2 separate regions of the Homo sapiens genome follow, and region 2 is linked to region 1. Evidence: read pairs that join two places in POLR2A ChIA-PET (ENCODE). Cell type or tissue: Caco-2. All regions are shown on one strand. Each heading gives the region's core, and the rest is flanking DNA. Links, peaks and the distances in the headings are about the cores only.

Region 1 (9,877 bases), core at 1,687-9,686:
GGCATTGGCAAGAGAAAATGAGGAAGAAACAAAAGTGGAAACCCCTGATAAACCCATCAGACCTCCTGAGACTTATTTGGGCTTACAGTTCCACACGGGTGGGGAGGCCTCAGAATCATGGCGGGACGTGAAAGGCACTTCTTACATGGCGGCGGCAAGAGAAAATGAGGAAGAAACAAAAGCGGAAACCCCTGAAAAACCCATCAGATCTCACGAGACGTATTCACTATCACAAGAATAGCATGGGAAAGACCGACCCCCATGATTCAATTACCTCCCGCTGGGTCCCTCCCACAACACATGGGAATTCTGGGAGAAACAATTCAAGTTGAGATTTGGGTCGGAACACAGCCACACCATATCACTGAAGTGCTAAGCTGTAAGCAATTCTGAAATATCAAAAAGAAAAGAATTTGTTGCTATCTCATAAAACATCAAATGTGAAAGAAATAGTTCTGAAAACAGTTTCTACTAATATTACCTTGAAACAGAACATTTCAAAGACCCTAAAGAGACAGCTGGTTGTCTCGGGCAAAGAAATGTTATCAACATATTTCAAACTTTTCTTCTAACTAAATACAAACATATACCTTTAAGTGTATTATCTTCATTATCACTAGTTATATCTCTTAACAGTTGAATTCTATAAACAAGGTAGAAAATATCAACAAATAGAGAAAGCTTTCTATAACAGGCTATTTCCTGCATTTCTGAGGAGATCACATTTTTCATAACATTTTGTTTAAATTTCACAACATTCATTTCAGAAATAACAATTTTCTACTCTACAAAAAGCTTGAAGAAGTTTCATGTCCCTTGAGGACACAAAAGCAAAATGATGAATGATACCAAGACCAACTAAGATGAGAGTAACATTCATTCCACAAGTATTTAAGTGTCTACTGTGCACCTTACATCGTGCTAAATGCTTGGAATACTACAAAAATATGAAGACTTGATCTTTCCCTTACAGAAGCTTACAAAGTCATAAGGCATCAATCAAACTATCAATGTTATGGACACCTAAACTTAACATATGTCCCTATTTCTCTCTCAAAACAAAGCTTGAACTGAGTCAATTCCAAATTCATTATAAAATACTGGCTTAATTTATTTAGCAAGTTTTTCCATCAATACTTACATTTATTATTTCACATTAGGTATTTTACAAAATCCACCTTTATTAATTTTTAAACTCTTCATGGTCCCACTTAGAAATTTAATAAAATAAAATTTTGTTTTCTTAACATCTTCATGTAATATCCATGACAGACTGCCTTCTGAAAAGCTGCAGCTAAATTTTATTTGTATTTTATATATTTAGAGGAATTTGGGGAAAGATTGTGGGGAATTTTTTAAAAGACTTTCAGATATCTAAATTTATAAAGAGTGTTTTAAAAGGTGCTCTGAGTCTCCAATATCAGCAAGTCAATAAACTAACAGTGACCATATCAAATAGTCTTATCAAAGAACTCCAAAAGATATGTCCATTTTCTGTTCTTAGAAAACTCAATGACTTTATAATGCATTCTAAAGCTTTTTCCCCTAACTAGCAGGTCCTTAAAGGCTAATTCTCCTCTAAAAATGCTAAAATTTCTCAGTACTTGAACCTAGCCTCTTACTCAAAGCTTGGTTCTTACATCAGTACTGTCCAACAAATATAATGTCCACATATGTAATTTTAAATTGTCTTGTAGCCATATTTTAAAAAGTAAAAACAGGTGAAATTAATTTAATAATTATTTTAACAAAATATATTTTAAAGTATGATCAATATAAAAATTACTGAGATCCTTACACTCATTTTTAGTACTGTCTTCCAAATTCAGTGCGTATTTTACATTTATAGCACATCTGAATTTAGACTAGACATATTTCAAGTGATCAGTAGCCATATTTGTCTAATGTCCACCATACCGGACAGCTGCAGCCTTAGATGATCTTATCCATGCACCATTTCAATCACCACCTATACTGGAATGACTCCAAATTTATCTCTAGCCCAGTCTTCTCTTCTGAGTGCAAGATTGGTATTTCCTAATGCCTAACATCTTATTTTAGATGACTTAAAGGGACCTCACACTCAAGTAATGACCAACTTAACTCATGACCCAACCCCCAAAAATGCGACCGTCTTCTAACAGTCCCTAACTGAATTGTAATTGATTTGAGGATACAAGTCCAAAACCTAGAAATCAAGCCTTTAACAACTCCTGTGTCACATTCATGTCCAATCTGTCAAAAAGTCCTGTCCATTTACCTTCCAAATATCTGTCAAGTCGATCTGCTGCTCTCTATCTCAACCATCACCATCTATTTCATAGTCCTGCCCAGCTCCATTTTCTTCAGTCCAAGGATACTTCAAAACCATGATGTTATTCCCACCATAACCCTCACATCATGATTAAAACTATTCAACTGATTCCTATTGCCTTCAAAATAAAAATAAATCCTAACATGGCCAACAAGGTCCAAGCTATGTGACCTGTCCCTAGGTAGCTCCTAATTCCATCTCACTACACTGTCCCTCTGTCTTGCCCTCTAGCCACCCAGGTCCTTCAGATGTTTGTATTCACCATGCTCCCTAGTGCCCTATGACTTTTGCAGATGCTGTGCTCCCCTCACTTAGTCAGTTACCACTCATTCTCCAGATCTCAGGATAGCATTCTCTGACCACCATGAAAACACGAACTCCCCTTTAGTAATTCTGCTATTCTCTGACCACCATGAAAAGGCTAATTCCCCCTTAGTACATGCATTTGGAATGATGTCTCTTCTCCTCTCTAGTATTCTTTATAGATGCAGTATGTTTGAATATGTAATTAATGGGTTTTTTTTCTATAAGACTATATCTGACTATACTAAGAAAGTGCCTGCCACAATATGCTGTTTAAGAATTATTTGTTGAGGCTGGACACTGTGGCTCACATCTGTAATCCCAGGACTCTGGGAGGCCGGGACAGGTAGATCACTTGAGGTCAGGAGTTCAAGACCAGCCTGGCCAACATGGTGAAACCCTGTCTCTAATAGTCCTTTTTCATGCTGCTGATAAAGACATACCTGAGACCGGGCAATTTACAAAAGAAAGACATTTATTGGACTTAACAGTTCCACATGGCTGGGGAGGCCTCACAATCATGGCAGATGGCAAAGAGGGACAAGCCACATCTTATGTGAATGGCAGCAGGCAAAAAGAGAGCTTGTGCAGGGCACCTCCCATTTTTAAAACCATCAGATCTTGTGAGACCCATTCACTATCACGAGAACAGCATGGGAAAGACCCATCCCCATAATTCAATCATCTCCCACCAGGTCCTTCCCACAACATGTGGGGATTATGGGAGCTACAAGATGAGATCTGGGTGAGGACGCAGAACCAAACCATATCAACTAAGAATACAAAAATTAGCTGGGTGTGGTGGTGGGCACCTGTAATCCCAGCTACTCAGGAGGCTGAGGCAGAAGAATCTCTTGAACCTGGGAGGTGGAGGTTACAGTGAGCCAAGATCATGCCACTGCACTCCAGCCTGGGCAACAGAGTGAGACTCTGTCTCAAAAAGCAAACAGGGCCGGGCGCGGTGGCTCACGCCTGTAATCCCAGCACTTTGGGAGGCCGAGGCGGGCGGATCACGAGGTCAGGAGATCGAGACCATCCCGGCTAAAACGGTGAAACCCCGTCTCTACTAAAAATACAAAAAATTAGCCGGGCGTAGTGGCGGGCGCCTGTAGTCCCAGCTACTTGGGAGGCTGAGGCAGGAGAATGGCGTGAACCCGGGAGGCGGAGCTTGCAGTGAGCCGAGATCCCGCCACTGCACTCCAGCCTGGGTGACAGAGCGAGACTCCGTCTCAAAAAAAAAAAAAAAAAGCAAACAAACCAACAACAACAACAAAAACGAATTATTTGTTGAATGAGTGCATTGATGAATGTGCCTTGTTTTTTCCTTAGCCAAATATCAGAAGACACAATATTTAAAGAAAACATATACAGTGCCTTGTTTTTTCCTTAGCCAAAGAGCACAAGACATGATATTTAAAGAAGACATATACAAAAACCTTGCTTATACATCATCAGTACTGGAAAGGCTTCCAACCTTCCCAAGTCTGGGTTAACTGCTCTCAGATGTGTTTCAACAAAATCTTGCAAGTAAAATAACAGTGTATATCATGTTTAAATTCTGCCTGTCTTGTACATCATAGCTCAGCAACACAGTGCTTTGTGTACAGGAGGTATAAATATTTACTAAATGTATTTCAGTGCACATATTATTGTATAGAGTTACATATTTCTCTGTATATGCCTTACTTATTATTGTAAAGATATTATAATTCAAGAGCACTATACTGCTATTTGTCTCTACTTTTAAGGCCATAAAATTGTACTACATGTGAAAAGTACATACACACACTCACATCCATCCAATAGAGATGTGAATCCTATTGGAGTTCCAGTGCTATGGTACATATAGGCTCTCTGTCTATGCAGTTCTTTCCTCCTTTTGTCCATCACCAACCTGTTTCTTTTCTGCTATCAGTGTCTTTGATTTCACACCCTTCTTAATACTTTACATTATTACCATACATTTTTGCCCCATCTTGTTTGCTTTTCTTTGCTGTGCTATGACTTCACAAGTGTTTCTCAAATTTTTACATGAAAATTTCTGGGCATTCAGTATTCTTCTTCCAAAATTTATCTGGCAATACTGTTCTTCGGCTACTTCTATATCCTAGACCTTTCAGAAAGAATGAATTTCTAGACTGATGGCACTTAACTGAAACATGATAAGTCAAAATGCCAATATTCTTTTGTCAAAAGGAGAAAACATAAGCCAAAAAAGTTGATATAGTCATATTTTTATGGTTCTTAAAATGTTACTATGCAATTTTAGTTGATTTAGCAAATGCTGCTGTATGAAAGGAGAAAATTATTTTCAACCTGCTGAGGTAGCAAGTTTCTTTTTATACCCCCTTTATGCTTAAGGCAGTCAAGTCTACAGGCAGTTGAAACTAGATTTATAGGTTAGTCACCAGAAAAAAAAAAAAAATCACTGCAAACAGCACCTTGAAACCTGAACACTTGCACAGTTTAACAAAACATCCAGTCATTTTTCGCAGTTTACAGTATCAGCAGAAGCTGTAAAGCAATATGTAACATATTTTGAGACAGAAAGTCGGCAAGGCTTATTACCTTTGAACATTTTCATTTCACAAACAATATAAGCCAAAGAGATAGTTACAAATGTTCATTAAAGAAATAGAAAATATTTCAAAATAGAAGGATGTCTCCAATAAGCTCCACTAAAATCTGATTAAAAAGCAATTGGCTAGCCAGGCGTGGTGGCGCATGCCTGTAATCCTACCTACTTGGGAGGCTGAGGCAGGAGAACCTGGGAGGTGGAGGTTGCGACGAACCAAGATCGCGCCATTGCACTCTAGCCTGGGCAACAAGAGTGAAACTCCGTCTCAAAAAAAAAAAAAAAAAAAAAAAGCAATTGGTTTCCTCTAATGTTCTTCAGCATCTAAAAAAGTGTTTTAATGATTCGAATCCTTTCCAAAAGAGTATACCAAGCTATTTATATCTGCCTGTCTTGTACATGTGACTTACTTTAAAGGCCATGAAGCATGGTAATTAAAGGTATATCATAATTCTAGATTTTAAAAACCCTGCACTTAATATTAAACCTTATAAAGAACTACCAATATTCTCTACAAATATTTACCTATTTCTAAGAGATGTACTGGAATGGTGAGGGAGCAAAACTTCTAATACCCTCTTATTATATGCATAAACTCATATTTTATGTCTATTACCACTAGTATAAGAAGGTATAATTACATTACTGCTACTGCAGAGGTTGTACTGATGCTGCTACACAATGTTTCTCATCTGAAGAGTGAGATCATTCACCAGCAATCTCCTGGAAAAAAGGTGTGTCTCTAAGAAAACTAGAACCAAACAAACAAAGGCACAGCAGTGGCTGCAGGCTGGGTATCTGAATTTCTTAGTCATGATCATTAATGTGTTTGAGAAGAAGCCTCTATGTAATGGAATGTGAAAAGAAGCCCTTCATCTGTGGACAGGTCAAAAACTAGGAATTAGAAATTCCAGCAAAATATCCTGAAGTTGTTCCACATCTTTGTAGTAGCTATCTTCAAAGTAATGTGGAATAGAGTGGGCCCTTGAATACAAGAGTGCAATAATCACTTTATAACCTATACTGTCATTATGCTTCTTATTTTTTTCTATTTATCCCATGGTTGTTTTCCAGTTCTACATTTTGACAAAGACCTTAATAAGCTGTAGGCTTTCTTAGTTGTTCAAAGGTGAAATGAAGGGAAAGGAGTTATGTATGCACTTGGGCCAGAGGATGTTAGCATGGTGATAGCACCAATAATCAAATGGAGATAACCCCAAAGGGGAAAGTGAAATTCAAGAGGTAAGAAGGAGACCTTTGTTTATCCTCTCCATCCCATCTCTGCCCTCAAAACAAACAAACAAAACAAAACCTGGAGTACTCCATGGCTAACACCTGGGTGTTAGAAAACTGGGCTTCCTAAGACTACATGTTCTTTCAGAACAAAATGGAAATGCTATTTCATATGCTACCTTAAAGGGTCTTCAACTCAAACTACTGGGTAAAAGAAGCAAAGACACACAATACAGTGTCCCACTTTTTCAGATACAGTCATCCCTCAGTATCCATAAGGGATTGGTCCCAGGGCCCCTACAGATAACAAAGTCTACTGATGCTCAAGTCCCTGACACAAAATAGTGTAGTGTAGTATTTGCATATAACCTACACACATCCTCCTGCATACCTGAAATCATCTCTAGACTACTTAAAATACCTAATACAGTGTAAATGCTATGTAAAATTATATTTTATTTTTTATTCATATTATTTTTGTTGTTGTATTGTTATTTTTATTTTTTTTTATTTTTCCAAATATTTTAGATCTGTGACTGGTTGAATCCAAGGGTGCAGAACCCACAGATATGGAGGGCCAACTGTATTCTTAAACCTTAAAAAATACAGAATTTACCAGATTTTCAGATAAGCCTAGTACACAATTAGTTGATTCACTGCAAGGCAAAGATTTATTTGATTCTAATAGGATCACCCCTCAGAATAAGCCCTTTATCTTTCCTGGACTAGGAAAGTAAATTTACACACCACAAAATGCTTCAACCCAATTTTCAATTTTTAAATGTGTCACTTTTGATCAATAATTTAAATTAGATGCGGTCACTTCTGTTAATTTTTGGTGGAAATGAGTACTGAATCTTTATTCTAGACATCTGGGCTCTATTCTTGGTTCTGCCATTTATAACTCTGAGCAAATTATTGAAACTCTCTGTGCTTCAGTTTCTTCATATGCACAGAGAGAGAGTTAAGCTATGCAACATTAATTCCATGGAAGACACTTTTTTTTTTTTTTTTGAGACACAGTCTCGCTCTGTCGCCCAGGATGGAGTGCAATGGTGCAATCTCGACTCACTGCAACCTCCGCCTCCTGGGTTCAAGCGATTCTCCTGCCTCAGCCTCACCAGGTAGCTGGGATTACAGGGGCCTGCCACCACGCCTGGCTAATTTTTTTGTATTTTTAGTAGAGACGGGGTTTCACCATTTTTGCCAGGCTGGTCTCCAACTCCTGACCACCCGCCTTAGCCTCCCAAAGTGCTGGGATTACAGGCATGAGCCACCACTGCGCCCAGCCAGAAGATACATTTTCAAAAACAAAAACACAACTGATTAGGTACCCCGTGACAGGTTTCTGTTAAAAACAAACAAACAAAGGAGGAGATGGAAGAGAAAAATTCAAAATGTCCAGAGATCAACATTTTGAATCTTTCTCCTGTGAGTAGAATTTTATATTTCCACTCACAGTGATCAGGGATATCATCCTAAAGGAGAATGAACCTCTGAAGAGAGAAAACAAAAATGCAGAGTGAGTAAAATTGTTATCTAGATAAATTCAGAGTCAAATTTCTTCTCCCCGTGAAGTTATTCCATGCATATAATTAAGCTTTACAAGGTACCATTTAGTGCATTATTTAAACATTATCACTACTCTGTAGAAAGCCCTGGAACATTCAAGTTCAAATCAGCAAAATCTAATAGTTTGTGTGCTACTGGCCATTGAAGAACAAAAATTATTTTAAGTCCGCCAGGTAGCTACTTTTGAAGTTATATTTTAAAATACTGATTTTTATAGGGGTTCTAATGAAGATTAAAACCTTAAGAAGGAAAAAAACTGCGCTTAAAAATAATGTAAACTTGAACAGATTGGTCTACATAGATCTTCTGTACCCCCCTGAAGATCACATTTTCAGAATTGTAAACTTTTCAGCACTAAATATTTCCCTAATCTGCTATTTTAGGTGAAGCCTATAGAACAGATTTAACAATAGTGTGTCCATGTTTTAGCATCTACTTCTTTTTAGCTTCTACAAGTAACTAAGTACATAGATTTGAATACTAAGAAAAATGGTTTGTCAGTGACAGTTAACAGAGAACCCCAAGTGTAAGAGCAAACTCAGGATATAAGAACTAAAATGAGTTGGTGAAAGCCCTTCAGTCAGAAATTTTCCCTCCAGTGCTCTTTTCTGCCTTTAAACCTTTGTGATTCTAAATTTTAACATAGTAAGTCCCCAATTAAAGACCTAGTAGAAGCCACCTGAAAGCCTAGGAGATCCTCATGCCTAGTCTGTTCGAGACCTAGCAGGAATTACATGAAACTCACAATTCCTAGAAAGATAGTGTTTTTAGCCCCGCAGATTACTACTGCCTTTATGAGTCACTGCCATACAGAAGCAGCACAGACAGGTGGGAGAAACATAAACAGTTAAGTTGCAATATAAAGTAGCAAATGCTACAATATAACATTGCTGAAGATTTATAACAATATAACGAAGCAGGGTGGGACTCTACCTAAGCTTCTGCAGAGGCCCTGCCCAGAGAATTCTGACTGGCAGGGGCATTCCAAGGTCAACTGTATTAGACTTTACAGAGAACCTACAATCTGGTGCATTTCTTGACAATCCAGATAAGGAGAAAAATAAGACTCACTTCCCTGCCCTGGAAAAGCATAAGAGGCCAGAGAAAACAAAGTCAACACGTGTTCGGGACCTAAAAAATGAGACTAATCTTTCCAAAGGAGGGGGGGTCATGTTGGAAAGCAGTAAAATACTGAGTTTGTAAATGAAAATATTACTAGTGTGAAGGATCAACGCTCAACCTAATGAGAAATGGGGAGAAAGGCAAATGAAAGAGGGATCCAAGATTATTCAGGACACCCTTGTGGGTAAAAAAACTGAAAGAAGAGATTCCTATTGAACAGAAACAAAACTGAAGACAGTGTTTTTAACTCTACAATCTTTTACGCCCATGCTGTTCTGCGAAAAAACTGTAACAACAATAACGCATAAGCGTTAAAGGAACCAGGCCCAGAGCCAGGCCCTCTGTGCTCAACATTCAACTCCACCACTTTCTAGCTATGTCATTTTGGGAAAGTTACTTAACAGCTCTTTGCCTCAGTCTCCTCACCTGTAAAATGGGGTGTATAATAACACAAGTGCCTTTAAAATCAGGAGGGGCTTCTTCAAAGCACAGTTGTGATTATATCCCTCTACTGATCAAAAACTTTATTCACAAAATCAAATCCACATCTTTCACGAACCATATAGATCTTGTGTAGGTTCTGCAAAACAATAAGCGCTTCCCTGTGTCATCTCCAGCAGCTCTGTGCTAGAAAGCCTTTTCCTTACCATCTTTCCAAGTCCACTTTAGGAAAGTAACTCTCCCTCCCATTCCACAGTGCACTCATCTGTTCCTCTGTACGTACGGTTTATCACTATTCCCCCTGGTTTTGTTTGGTC
Region 2 (9,877 bases), core at 640-8,639, 560 kb after region 1:
TTAGAACCAGCAAGATGCGCTCTATGGTTAGATGTGTGCGGCATGAAAGAGAAAAGAGTTATAAAAACTAATGATTTACTGCGATGTAGGGGCAAGTCAAGGAGGAAGATAAATTCTAATTGGAAAAGTGAGTTTAAGGTGCCAGCTAAATATTAAGGAAACATGTCCAAATAGGCCATTGGAGTTCAGGGGAAGGATCTAGGCTTGAGAAAAAATTTGGACTTTTTTGAAGTCCAGCTAATACACAATCTTGGAATTGTGAGGCTGACCTGGTCTCCAATAGCAGCAAGTGAAAACTAGTCTTACTTGAAAGTCAGTCAGTCTGTGCTTAACATTTCCCCTGTGACAAAGTAAAAAGCAGTAAAATTGCCCTCCCATGTACATGTACACAGAACCATTATACTAAGGGAACATTTTGAATATTGTTATTAAACATTTCTGTTATGCACCTCTTATGTAATATTTATACCATGGTTTTGAACATCTTATCTAAGGGAATTCTGAAATCTTATAGGTAAACATGATTTCCTTTGAGATGGGCTTCTCCCACTAATACACTTTCTCTTCTAAAAGGCTGCCGCCTTTAATACCCTCTTTGTACTTGTAAAGGACAGGGCTGGCTCTTTCTTTCAGGGGATGAAATAGCTCAACAGAATTGACTGGGGGCCTTTAATTGGTTGTATTCATTTCCTCTACTTGCCTTCTCCCTTTCTTCTTTCCATGTTCCATAGCAGATGAAGGCATTTCTCTTGCAGTATTATGTAAAAACAACAAAAATTAAACCATCATTGCATACAGTATAGTAAATTAATTAAGGAATGCAAATTCCATTTGTTATTACCTGGGGTTCCATCAAGAATCAGAACAATGGGAAGAAAGAAGATCTGAGTCAGGTAAGTCAAGGAAGGTACAACTACTTGATGAGGATGACTGGCTGTTCACTTAGCATTGCTCCTTTGTCTTTCTTTTTTTTGAGACAAGATCTCCCTCTGTCGCCCAGGTTGGAGTGCAGTGATGCAATCATTGCTTACTGTAACTTCAAATTCCTGGGCTCAAGCTATCTTCCTGCCTCAGCCTCCTGGGTAACTAGGAGTATAGGCAGGCACCACTACCCCTGGCTAATCTTTTTAAAAAAATTTATAGAGATGGGGTTTCACTGTGTTGCCCAGTCTGGTCTCAAACCCCTGGCCTCAAGTGATCCTCTCACCTCAGCCTCCCAAAGTGCTGAGATTACAGGAGTGAACCACTGCACCCGGCAGCACAGTTTCTTTCAATTTATCTTTGCCTGTTACGAACTAAGCTACAATTTATTTTTACTTTGATTTTTTTTCAGTATTGTTTTAGTTTTGTATCTTTTTGTCATGTAATGGATTTTATAATGGTATTCTAGAATTTAGGTTTTGTTGTAGACCTACTTAATAGTCAAGATTTTTTTTTATACTACTGAGGTTTGTTTTGGACCACCTTGTCCATACAATTTTATTATTTTAACTTGCATTTATAAAATGTTGCTATAGCTTTATAAAATGCTTTTATTATTACAGTTGTCTAGGAAGAAATATATTGCTTGGAGCCTGAAACTAAATAATTTTGCACATGAAACAATTGATTCTATGAGTGTAGGAAGGTTTGATTTAGTTTGCATGTTTAAATTGTCTATGGTAATAAGTTGTTCTTTAAGCTTTCCTTAAAGAAATCAATTTCCCTGGATTGTATCATGATGTGTAAGAGTGAGTGTGGCATTTTTTAGTAAGCTTATTATGAAATAATGACCAACACCTCCAGGAGATATTCATAGAGGATTTTTTTTTTTAATTACAAAGATTATGTAACCTCTCCTTTCTTACTTGAAATCTTAATCTAGTAAATCATAGAGGCCATGGTGTTATAAAAAGCATGTATTCATGACTGCTTTAAACTTAAATATTTATAGTTTCGATTTTAACTTTTACTCTAAAGCTTCTTTAACACCTCTGGTGTATAATTATCATAATAATAAGACACTTGGAGGAAAGCCTGTGTCTTTGATTTTAATGTCTGGGATATTTAATCTGTTATATTTTCCTGTTTCATTTTTAACGCTCTTATCTGGCGAGGTTAAAGTTAAATCCAAAACCCATTCCTTCAGCAAACATTTGGGTATCTGCAATATGTTTTGTAACGAAAATACAAAGATGAATGGTGTCTTATCTTAAGGAATTCCCAGCCATTTGGGAGAGGAAGACAGATAAAAAGATAAATGTAAATAGAGAGTAGTAATTGCAAAGATAGAGATAATTACTAGTTGTGATTGGGAGAAAGGGCACTTTACCTGTGTACTTGCTGTAGTTTTTGATTCCTTGTAAATTATGAATGGTTATGACCCAGGGGTGAAGTGCACAAGGCAGATAGACACACATTATTTCCAGGATCAGGTACAGATTAGATGAAGAGGGATATGGGCAGGGGAACTATAAGCAGTATGTATTTTGGAGATGAATATTTGGCAGGATATGAAGTAGAGCACCCCAGGTTGTAGGTGGGGCTTTGTTTAGGAACTCAGATGTTATGTAACCAGTTTACTGACATGCATTGAACAGGAAAGGGGCAGCTTTACTGATTGTCTGGAAACCCCTATGCACAGTGTGAAAATGACGCTGGAGAAAAACTGTAGGAGACCAGAGATCAGAGAAGACAAAAGGGTTCCCTATGACTTTAAAAGTGTTAAGTCAGCCAGGCGCGGTGGCTCACACCTGTAATTCCAACACTTTGGGAGTCCAAGGCAGGCAGATCATGAGGTCAGGAGTTCAAGACCAGCCTGACTAACATGGTGAAACCCCGTCTCTACTAAAAATACAAAAATAAGCCAGGTGGTGGTTTATGCCTATAATCCTAGCTACTCAGGAGACTGAGGCAGGAGAATTGCTTGAACCCAGGAGGCGGAGTTTGCAGTGAGCCGAGATCACACCAGTGCACTCCAGCCTGGGCAACAGAGTGAGACTCCATCTCAAAAAGAAAAAAAAGGAAAAAGGAAAAAAATGGTGTCTCAAAAAAAAAGAGAAAGAAAAAAAGGTGTTAAGTCAGGAAGGAATTAAGTACTATTTGTCAAGTAAAATGCCTGAGTGTCATGATTGTTTGAATCTGAGAATTGCAAGAGAGGAAAGGGTCAAGACCAGCAGGTTTCTAGCACAAGAAATGGGATTTATGGTCCTTTTGCCTTCTGTGGTATGGAGATTACACATAGGGAGCAGGTTGGAGATAGAGACACATGATGTCTGAAGTGACTGAGAGATGTCATCTGGTGGAATGTTAACTGAGGAAAATGCAAAAGTCAAAATTGTCTAGCTAGCTCTGTTTGATGATGGCTCTGTTTTGTTAGTTTTCTTCCAAAGAATGAACAGGAATACAAAAAATATGATTAATTTCTTGGTGAGAAGATTGAAAGATAAAATTCACACATAGGTCACATACAGAGACACCAGTAAATTAAAAATTCTTTAAGAGTGTACAATTTAATACTCCCTGATATAGTTTTTGTTTTGTTTTGTTTTTTCCTTTTTTTTTTTTTTGGGATGGAGTCTCGCTCCGTCACCCAGGCTGGAGTGCAGTGGCGCGATCTCAGCTCACTGCAAGCTTTGCCTCCCGGGTTCATGCCATTCTCCTGCCTCAACCTCCTGAGTAGGTGGGACTACAGGCGCTCGCCACCACGCCTGGCTAATTTTTTATATTTTTAGTAGAGACGGGGTTTCCCCGTGTTAGCTAGGATGGTCTCGATGTCCTGACCTCGTGATCTGGATATAGTTAAGATTTTTAAGACATAAAATATAGTTCCTGACCTCAAAGAACCTGATACATGTGAAAAATGTGGCTAAAATTATGTTTGAAGATACATACAAGAATTGTCTATAGAAATAGAATAATTGCTGAAAAAATAAAAACACCAAGGGAATTCTTTTTTTTTTTTTTTAAGTTCTGGGATATATGTGTAGGATGTGCAGGTTTGTTACATAGGTAAACGTATGCCATGGTGGTTTGCTGCATCTATAAACCCATTACCTAGGTATTAAGCCTGCCATGCATTAGCTATTTTTCCTGATTCTCTCCCTCCTCCTGCCCGCCACTCATACAGGCTCCACTGTGTGTTGTTCCCCTCCCTGTGTCCATGTGTTCCCATTATTCAGATCCGACTTATAAATACAGCAAGGGAATTCTTAAAATGCTCTTTAGTTTTACCCATCAGATGGCATACATTTTCTTAGCCCAGAATTCTCACGCTGCTTTCTTTCTTCCAAGTGTGTGTTGGTCCTTATTTAAAAACCAAGTGAGAGGTTGGTCAATTACATTTAAATCTGCTTAACCATAATGTGCAAATAATGTGCAAATAATCAGAGACTTCTGGTGAAGCACAAGAAATGGCTTAGTGAGATTTGCATCTGTAGAGTAGCCTCAAGAACCATTTTATTTTTTTGAAGATAGCTTGCTTACTCTTTATGAAATGTCTGTGAGGTAAAAATACGCGGTGAGATCCTTCTCATTTCACTAATGTGGAAATCAAGCCCAGGAGAAATTGCTTCCAATCATAAAGAGCATAGTTCCTGACCCACTGACAACCACAGAATTGGAAAAGTCACAGGCCTTTTATCCAGTGGACTAAGTCCCTCTCCCACCTAGCTGAGAAGCACTCACTCATTGGGGTAGCTCTATCTTCAGTTACCAGTAGCTGGCTTCCTCTGAGGGCAGCCTAGACTTTAGGCACCTCTGAGAATGAGCCAAAAATGTGCTTCTCTTACACCTCCCTACTGGAATTCTGCCCTCTGACCAGACATGTACTTCTATATCCATACGGTACAATGAAAAGTAAATATTTGGTCTTTGCCCCCTGGTTCCTGACACGAAGCTCCTAGAAGTTTTGGAATTTCCTGAGTGACACATATTTTGTATGTTAATGTAGTGACTAAAGACAGGTAGGGGTATAGCTTCAGGATGAAGACTGGTTTCTAGAAGTAGTAAACATACGATTAAAGGGTTAGAACTGTGGGCTTATACCCAATGTATGGGTGCGAGAGGGGCTGAAGATTGAGCTCAATCACAAATGCCAGTGATTTAATCAATAGTGCCTTTGTAATGAGGCTTCAATAAAGACTGAAAGAGGTTGGGGGAGCTTCTGGGTTGGTAACACATGGATGTGCTTGGAGGGTGGAAGTGCTGGAAGGGCAGTGAAACTGTGCACCACCCCCGTCCCACCATTCCTTGTCCTGTACCTCTCTTCCGTTTGGTTGTTCATGGGTTGTGTCCTTCATAATAAAGCTACAATCATAAGTATAGTGCTTTCCTGATTTCTGTGAGTCATTCTAGTGAATTGTGGAACTTCAGGGAAGGGAGTTTTGGGAATCCCCAGATTTATAGCGAGTCAGTCTAGAGTGGTCCTCTAGACTGGCAACTGGCATCTGAAATGAGGGTAGTTTTGTGGGAGTGAGCCCTTCTACCTGTACAGCCTGACACTAAATCTGGGTAGTTAGTATCGGAATTGAAGGATTTTCTCCTTAACTTATGGAGTCTGCACTAACTCCAATTGTAGGACACCCAGTTGGTATTGGAGAATTAGACAATTGATTGGTGTTGGAACAATGTATTTGGTGTCAGAGAAAAAATCAAACAATCTATGTTCCCTCCCAACATTTGCCCTGTGCTTTTTCTCATATGGGAGTCCCTCAGACCTATTGGTCTGTTCTCTAGATCTTTTGCTAATTTGACATGTGTGCATAATAAAATTGGTTGAGCAGACTAAGTATTTTAAGTATGTGGTTTTGTTCAAGGTGAGATACCACTTTAATATATATAGTACTTAAAAATAAATACATATATAAAAAGTTATATATATATAACTGCACACTCACCCGTCCATCCAGAATGCTTAGGCATATATTCCCTGGGTTTAGGCAGGGAATATGGATTGCTTGTGATTGCAATGGGCAAGAATGTACAAGAAACCCCTTATTATGTGAAAATTATATCTGTTTATTTAAATGTTACTGACAGGGGTTATGAAAACAAAATGGTAATTTCTATAATAATTTATATATAACACAGTGGTTAAAAATAAGGTCTGGAATGAAACTGCTTGAATTCAAATTCTAGCTTCACCAATTTTTAATTTGACCTTTTTACTTACCTACTGAGCTCCAGTTTCCTCATCTGTAAAATAGGAATAATAATAATGCCTACTTCATGATGTTCTGGTGAGGATTGCATGAGTTAATTAATAGAAAACACTTAAGACGGTACCTGACATACATAAACACTTACCACATTTTAGATGTTGTTATTACCATTACTATTATTTTTATTGTCACTGCTACTAATATAACAATTACTGCTACCATTATACTACTAATACACTACTTTTTTGAACCTAATTTATAGCACAAAGTAGATGTATGGCTTATAAACATTTCTGAGCATGTATTTACTTAATAAAAGAGACAGGGTCTTGCTCTGTCACTCAGGCTGTGGTGCATTGGTGCCATGACTGGTCACTGTAGCTTCAAACTTCTGGGATCAAGCAATTTTCCCACCTCAGCCTCCATATTAGCTGGGACTACAGGCACATGCCACCATGGCTGGCTAATTTTTTTTTTTTAATTTTTGGAGGCACAGAGTCTTGTTGTTGTCCAGGCTGGTCTTGAACTCCTGGCTTCAAGTTGATCCTCCTACCTCAGCTCCTAAAGTGCTAGGATTACAGATGTGCATCACCATGCCCAGCTTGCTTTTGAACCTTTATTTAGTCAGAAGTTGCAGAGTTTTAGGAAGTATAAAAAGTGACTGAACCACCTGTAAGAGTTCTTGAAAAATGATAGAGGAAATGCTAATGAGACTTTAAGGGAGAGATCAAATAGACTAGGAGAGCAAAAGGAATCTCTTATGTAATGCAGATAGAGAACTTTGAAAGAAGCAAAGAAAAAAGTTGGAAACGGGAAGAGTAAATGAAACACCATTGGCCTAATCAAATAGAATCTTGGTTGTGGATAATTGACAAGCAGACATAAAAATGAAAGAGTATAACATAGGAAATATATGTTACCACTATGAGCAATGCACAGCAAGGTATTGGAATAATTTAAATAGTTAAAAAGGTAAGAATATGTGATTCTTAAATTTGAGACAATGACTCAGATAATAGTGTGTATTATTATAGCATTTAGTGTGTAAATTCAAAGTATCACAGAAAGGGAATACGTGAGAAGGAAAAAAAAAACCTACTGAGAAAATATGCATGAGTGTAAATCCAGACTAGCTTCATCATAGTGGGAGCAAACAGTTAAAGTACCATCACTCTTCAAGCACAAACAAGTATTATATGTGGTTCTCGGAAGAGTTCAATCATTGGACTCCTTAAACGTTGCATCTGAGAATTAGATTGCTAATTTTTTAAAATAAGAAAATACATTTAGGTTTTATTAAAAGCTGTTAATGTCAGAATACCAAATGTTATTTTCTGTACAACCAGGTTAAAAAAACAATAAAACACCATTTCATATTCTTACACATTATTTTTAATGTCTCCTTACTATTTTATTCTTTTGAACCAAGCTAAAATTAAAAAAAAAACAACTCAGTTTCATTTTGTTGGGCATTTAGATTGCTTCCAAGGATATTCCTATCCTTATAGATAAAACTTGAATTGCACCCATTCTTCAGGATTAATTCAAATCCTTCAGGATTAATTCAAATCCTAAGAATGGCAGATTACCTTGAATTACTGTATTCATTCTTTAAACATCATTTTATATAGTTCACATTGAACAAAAACAATAGATTTTTTTTTAACCTAGAATTCATTTGTACCTAAAGCAAATATTTTAAAAGTTGGTTTAGGTCACTCTATCTTCTTTTTGCACTATTAAATCTTTTTCCTGGTGTCATATAAAATTGACTATGAAAAGATTTTCAGAAATGATCCTTAATGTCTGTTCTGCTGGGTGGCTAGTATATTCTCATAGTGACACAGTGCCCTGGTTTACCATTTCTTCTTCATGTGTACCGTGAGAGCCACTTTAAGTCAAAGAAGGAAAAATATTATTAGATAATAAACACAAATTGTGTTCAGGATATCAGCAAAGAAAGCTTGACATTTGTCATTATAAGTAGCCTCTGATACCTTTTCTTTCCCATTGTAGATAAGCTTGGACAATAAAAAACACTTTTCCCCATCTTTCCCATCTACTCACTGTTCCCTGTCAAGAGATGATTTTGAAAAATGTTCAAATTATATTTAAATCAGTCCAATTTTAAAAAATGTTTTCTTTTTGTCTCTGAATAGACTGATGATTTTGTAGTATTTCCAATGGTCAAGAATTCTAATGAAACTTATTTCTGAAGTGTGGTTTATTTGTGTGTGTGAGCATTTCTTAAATTTTGTCTTACGTTTTAAAGACTGTCTTACTGAATTTCTTTTATAACTAGATTTTAAATTGAAAGGTTAAAAGTGAAATTTATTTTTATTTTATAATGAATTTTCTTACATTATTGTGAGTTGTTTTCATGAATGTTTTGTTTCTAGGGTGTCTTACCTTTTATATATTATAATTTTGTCCTTTCCGGGCATTTAATATACTCTCTTTTAGTCTCTGTAGAAACGCTGGAAAAGAATTTGAGGCAGATGGGAAGGCAGCTTCAACAGCTTGAGAAGGAATTGGAAACCTTTCCCCCTCCTGAGGACTTGCATGACAAGTTTGTGACAAAGATGTCCATATCCTTTTGATAGCTAAATAACTTAAGTCACTAGTCAACTAGAGATACAATTTATTTAATATTTTAGATGTCTTTGTGTAACCAGAGATCATTCTGTAGTGCCAAATTACAGAAAGTTTAACCTTTGCCTTCTTGCAGGGAAATTTATCAAAGTGTCTGTCAATCATGAATAATACACAAATGTCTGTCTGTCTGTCTGTTTGTTTATTTATTTATTTATTTATTTTTTGAAACCCAGGCTGGAGTGCGGTGGCATGATCTTGGCTCACTGCAACCTCTGCTTCCCAAGTTCAAGCAATTCTCCTGCCTCAGTCTCTCAAGTAGCTGGGCCTACAGGCACGCACCACCATGCCCAGCTAATTTTTTTGTATTTTTAGTAGAGACAGGGTTTCACCATATTCGCCAGACTGGTATCGACCTCCTGACCTCAAGTGATCTGCCAGCCTCAGCCTCCCAAAGTGCTGGGATTATAGGCGTGAGCCACCACGCCCACCCACAAATGTATGATCATTAATTTCTATTTTTTTCCTTTTTATCAGCTTAGATAATAGTATGTTCTCTCATCTTTTCCCTGTCATATACCTTATTTCCTTCTGATGTACATGATGAATTGAAAGGATATTAAAACTCAGGTTGAGGAAGTTTGACTCTAAACTCATGATGTGATTTAGATACCTTTGAAATGTCTGAGGAAGCAGATACAAGACTTCATAAACGTGTTTAACTAGTCAGCTTAACTTCAAGAATTGGCATATATTATAAATTAGTTTGTGCTCCATAAAATTTAATATTTCCTTTAGAAATACTAGATGGTTATAAAATCAAAATGGAGTTTATTATAGTCACTACTTGTATTGATATTTTCCTAACCCAAATAAATCGGTATGTATGTGTGTATATACATACACACACACACACACACACATATATAATTAATAGCATGAGGCTTGTGTCCTGTTTAAGGTTTCTTTTGTATTCAATTATCTTTATTATCACTAACTTTGTAGCTTAATCTCTAATGAGTAACTGAAGTAATAAACTTTTATTTCCTGAAAGTAATGTTGAGTTGCTTTGCAAACCATTTTATGAAATTACAGACTGATATCTTTTGTGTTGTAATAAAATATTACTACAATGCATTATTAAA

What was found. Peaks named below come from ENCODE experiments on the same cell type or tissue, not always from the same donor. Only the 100,000 strongest peaks of a DNase experiment are listed, where the experiment ranks them.
Region 2: POLR2A ChIA-PET joins it to region 1 with 13 read pairs; 2 of 35 experiments call an interaction of 5 or more read pairs at or near these places.

What each region holds. Positions count from the first base shown.
Region 1 is chr13:60,398,300-60,408,176 of GRCh38, reverse strand. The region is part of intron 1 of TDRD3 (tudor domain containing 3); the gene reads right to left. Among named protein-coding and RNA genes, the nearest start is that of TDRD3, 6.0 kb to the right of the region's middle. In Caco-2, for the core only: no CTCF peak of the experiment used is centred there; no DNase peak of the experiment used is centred there; H3K4me3 peaks cover 614 bases.
Region 2 is chr13:59,838,175-59,848,051 of GRCh38, reverse strand. It overlaps DIAPH3 (diaphanous related formin 3), which reads left to right. Exons shown (of 28, transcript NM_001042517.2): 23 at 8,604-8,728. Among named protein-coding and RNA genes, the nearest start is that of DIAPH3-AS1, 170 kb to the left of the region's middle. In Caco-2, for the core only: no CTCF peak of the experiment used is centred there; DNase peaks (open chromatin) are centred at 1,031, 2,471 and 4,751.